2 separate regions of the Homo sapiens genome follow, and region 2 is linked to region 1. Evidence: chromatin loops called from intact Hi-C (ENCODE). Cell type or tissue: CD4-positive, alpha-beta T cell. All regions are shown on one strand. Region 1 overlaps LOC107986669 (a long non-coding RNA gene). Region 2 overlaps RPS6KA2 (ribosomal protein S6 kinase A2).

The links. A loop is a pair of places that touch in the nucleus more often than their neighbours do. Peaks named below come from ENCODE experiments on the same cell type or tissue, not always from the same donor. Only the 100,000 strongest peaks of a DNase experiment are listed, where the experiment ranks them.
Region 2: it touches region 1 in a loop (4-fold over the local background); 3 of 110 quality-filtered maps call a loop at or near these places.

The regions. Positions count from the first base shown.
Region 1 is chr6:166,312,091-166,314,590 of GRCh38, forward strand. All of the region lies in intron 2 of LOC107986669 (a long non-coding RNA gene), which reads left to right. Among named protein-coding and RNA genes, the nearest start is that of PRR18, 4.9 kb to the left of the region's middle. In CD4-positive, alpha-beta T cell, a CTCF peak has its summit at 1,320; a DNase peak (open chromatin) is centred at 1,351.
Region 2 is chr6:166,511,253-166,513,752 of GRCh38, forward strand. The region is part of intron 3 of RPS6KA2 (ribosomal protein S6 kinase A2); the gene reads right to left. Among named protein-coding and RNA genes, the nearest start is that of MIR1913, 3.1 kb to the left of the region's middle. In CD4-positive, alpha-beta T cell, no CTCF peak of the experiment used is centred here; a DNase peak (open chromatin) is centred at 1,499.

The sequences.
Region 1 (2,500 bases):
CACCTCAGCCTCCCAAAGTGCTGGGATTGCAGGCGTGAGCCACTGCGCCCGGCTAACATACAAAATATGTTAATCAACTAAGTTATCGATAAGACTTCTGGTCAACAGTAGGCTATTAGTAGTTATGTTTTGCAGAGTCAAAAGTTACACAAGGATTTCTGACCCTATGGGAGGCTGGTACCCCTAACCCCCACATTGCTTAGGGGTCCTATGTATTTGGAACTGTCCATATTTTTGACTTATGTTTTACGTCATTTATGTTTTAAATTAAATTTGATTTTCAGATTTCAAATATAACAATAACACAATATTGTCCACATGTGGGAATGGTGATTATCCACCCGCCCCACTATTCTGTCAGAGTAAAGTGTGTATCAGAGTAAAGAATTTCCATTACAACAACCCTTTAAGACATTTCCAGTGAATAATATGTGCACAGAGAATATTTCAATCACTAAAATAAAACACCAGGAAGTTTACATTCAGGCCCAACTACAATTACAGAGGGCAGCTGTTCCACCGATTTGAACTGTGTGGACTGAAGAATTATCAAGGCTGCAGCTCGGTGACCCTGCTGTGTAAAGGGCCTCAGATCTGATCATCCCAACTGCCCAGACCCTACAGAAATGATCCCAAGGATTCCGGGCTCCCACACGATGCGCGCTGGCTGCTCAACTGCTCACTCCTGCCTCGTAACCAGTGAATAAAATTAGAGCCAGTAATCACATCACAACACCAGGAAATTAGCCATTATTTGAAAAACATTTCATTTTTCTCATTAACTTAATTTCTTCTTTTTTACTAAGTTATATAATATTTAAATGTACATTCAGAAAAACTTCAAAATGGGAACTATTTCAATACATTGTTTCTCATTATCCCCTATGGTCTACTTCTTTCTATACTTTCATTCAAATCATTTTACATGATGTAACAGTAAGCAATCAAACATCTAGAACTAAAACCAAACCTGAATTTTAACACAGAAGCTTATTCCAGTTTAAAACCAATTTTATTACTTGGAAAACTTGCCAATAACTTAAAAATGTCTACATTTCTTCTAACGCTGGTCTGTTACTGTGAAAGGCTTTGGGAATTAAAAAAACACTTAGGAAATGTGTTGGATGCTAACAATTTTAAAGTACTTCTTTTTCCCCATTATTAAGATGATAACAGGCAATGTCTATTCTGCACTAAATAATCCACTTTATCTGGATTAGTTACATCGTTGAAAGCTCATGAAAGCCCTGTGAGAGCAGTACTAGCAATACTTGCATTTTACAGATGACAAACCAAGGCTTACCCAAGCAGTCACACAACTAGCACGCGGCCAGGGGCAGCCTGTCTAGGCAGGGGGCGCCAGAGCACACGCTTCCCTCCATGCCGGGGGGGGGGGGTCCCAATTTCTTTGGTCTCAAGACCAGATGGCTGAGAACCCCAAAGAGCTTCTGTTTTGTGGATTTTACCTATTATGTTAACCTTATTAGAAATTTAAATAGCTTTAAATACATTACATGTTAGCAATAAACCCATTATGTTAACATATTTTTAATATATTTTTAAAAACTATTTTCTAAAATAAACAAATGAGAGATGAGTGGTGGGCTCAGTAGAAGCCATAGGATCTCGCATGCACTGTGTTCTGTCCTGTGCCATCACGCACCACGGGACCACAGTAACGCCACTGTGTGCTGGGGATCGCAGGAGAGAGGAAAAGAGTGATGCTGGCTCAGTATCACTATGAAAACAGACCCTAACAGGCCTCCGAGACCCCAGGCGTCCTGGGAACACGTTGTGAGAAGTGCTGCATTGAGACCGCTGACAACCAGTAGCCTTTCTATCAAAAATCCTTAACCCAGTAACCCGCGGATGGCCCAAATGCATTCCATCGGTAGCAGCAGCAGCTTTGCTAGCAGAAGAAAGTAGAAAAATAACCTTTAGAGGAAACCTCATTGTGAGCACACCTCACCAGTTCAGAGCTATCCTAAGTAAAAGAAAAAAAAAAAAGGTAGCTTACTAACTCAAAAATCTAAAAGTATAGGGCTATTCTGTTAGACAAAGGTGATTTAACGTTAACCACTAAAAATTCCCTTAACCCAGAAGGTTTCCTAATGAGGAATTTAAATCTTAATTACCATACAAAGGTCTAACCAGACCCAGGAGGAAATCCCTTCAGGACAGGACCATAGATGGTTCCTCCCCGGTGATTGAGGGGAGAAAAAAAAAGCCCACAATTGGTATTCAGTAATTGATAGGGAAACTCTTGTAGAAGCAGAGTTAGGAAAATTGCCTAACAATTGGTCTGCTCAAACGTGCGAGCTGTTTGCACTCAGTCAAGCCTTAAAGTACTCACAGAATCAAAAAACTCTATCTCAATCCTGACTCAAAAGGTTACCTACACCCTCTCTGAAACGAATTTGTGCAAGAACTGTTGTTTATGGGACTGCATCTTGATGGGGCAGCTGGGTTGTCATGAAATACTCAGGAACCCAGCCCAACT
Region 2 (2,500 bases), 200 kb after region 1:
ACAATCCTTCATCCAATGGTGTGAGCATACATACGTGATCCCTGCCTGAATCATTCAGGGCTAAAGAACAGCCATGGTCACATTTCTGATGGAACTGGAAATCAAGAGGAAGATTCCTTCTCTCCCTCTCCATGAAGATAACCATGGACCATGTACTTTCTGTTGAATTTAGTGTGTTACAACAGCTACATATTCTTCTTAGTGCTCACACTATCTCAAGTGTGGCCATCTGGGAATACAGATGTAATTAGTTTTGATGCAGAAACAAATGAACAAACAAAGAGCACCACTTGAGTAAAAACAGCTTTAGCATTCCCCTGGGCAAGCTGCTACACCCAGGGCAGTATCCGGGACCTCACACAGCCCCATGAGCGATGGGAGAAAATTTCTTCAAACATTGCTATTGGGACAAATATGATCAGTATTGTATCATGGGCCAGGTATTTAAATTTATCCATATTTAGGACTTGTGATACATACTGCTAAAGTTTTATTTAAGAAATTCTTCACCAAGAATGCTGCAATAATAAAAAGAAAATAGAAAATTACAAACTGGGAGGATGTGGAGAACTTGGAACCATCATGCATTGCTGATGACAGTGTAAAATGGTGCAGTCACTGAGGAAAATAGCTTGGTAGTTCCTTACAAAGAAGTAGAATTACCATGCAGCCCAGCAACTCTGCTCACAGGATACACATCCAAAAAAACTGAAAGTATGGATTTGAACGGGTTCATCCACCCATGTTCATGGCAGCATTATTTACAACAGAAAAGGAGGAAGCAACCCAAGTGTCCATCAACAGATGGATGAACAAAATGTGATGCTGTAGTAAATACACACACACATACACAAACACACACACACACACAATGGGATATTATTCAGCTCTAAAAAAGAGTAAAATTCTAACACACAGTATGAATGAAACCTCAGGACATTATGCTAAGTGAAATAAGCCAGACACAAGAGGACAACTATTGTAGGATCCCACTTATAAGAGTTGCCCAGAGTAGCCAGAATCAGAGAGACAGAAAGCAGGATCGTGGTGAACAGGAGCTGGAAGGGGGAGAATGGGAAGTCATTGTTTCCACCTGGGATGATACAAAGATTTTGGGTATAACATTGGTGAGGACAACATTGTGAATGTATTGATGTCACTGAACTGTTCACTTACAAATGGTTAAAATGATCAATATTATGTTATATATGTCTTACCACAGTTAAAAAGAGAAAGTCCTTCCTCATTCCTGGGTCCCTGAGTTTCACTGTCTCAACTCCTGGTTTTAATACTCACACCTAGGATTCAGGCTGTCTGAAGTCCACCTTTGTCTTTGGTGTTGGGACAGTTTTGCTTTCCCGTTTGGTCTGTAATACTGTCTCCGGGGGCCCAGGTGGTGACCGTGGTGTATGGCCCTGCAACCCAGCTCACTGTCAGTGTCACTGTGCCCTACTCTTGGCTTTGGTTTCCTCATATACAAACCGGATGAGATGGCTCCCCCTCCTGGGGCTGCCTAAGAAACCTGTGCAGTGATGTGTGTGCCACAACAACACGGGGCCCGCCCACACTGTGCCGCTTCAGGTGTCATTGCAGTGACACCTTTATTATATGCTCAGATCCCCTTTTTTTCTTTTTCTTTTTTTCTGATCTCTCCTTGCTGTTCCACTGCTCTGCCCATCCCTCTTCTAACCCCAGACCCTTGTCATCACCGTGGTCCTGTGACATTCCTTACAGCAGGGGTGTCCAATCTTTTGACTTCCTGGGCCACACCGGAAAAACTGTCTTGAGCCACACATAAAATACACTAACACTAGCTATAGCTGATGAGCTTCAAAACATCACAAAAAATCTCATAATCGTTTAAGAAAGTTTACGAATTTGGGTTGGGCTGCATTAAAAGCTATCCTGGGCCCCATGTAGCCCACAAGCTGTGGGTTGGACAAGCTTGCCTTAGAGTCTAGACAGGCATCGAGTAGGCACCCAGCAGGCAGTGCTGTGGGCAGAGCTGGGGGATACTAGTGTCTCCCCTAAACCTCAGCACCTCCTTCCCCAGTGGTCCTCGCAGTTCCTAATCCCTTGAGACCAAAACACCAAGGTGGAGGGTGCGGGAGCGACTGCTTATCACTTCTGCCCAAGGGGACACAGGAGGTCCTTCTTCTGCCTCAACTAACGGAATCAGGATTTTATTGCTTAAAAGACCTTGGGGAGCATGCAATTCAACCCCATGTTCTTACAGAAGAGGAAACATGCTCACTGCAGTAAAAAGTATTGCTTAAAGTTAGGTAGCTCCTGGTAGCCTGGAGGAAGGAGACCCCTGCCTGCCCCGCTCCACTGGGTGAAGGCCTGGCGTACGTCCCAGCCAGCATGTGAGCACTGTCCTCACTGGACACAGGGGCAGCATGGACTGTGGCACAGAAGACAAACGCTGGGGAGGAAAAGGGGGAAGCAAGCAACCTGGGCTGAAGGAGATTTAATGAGAGGGGCCATGAATGGAAACCAC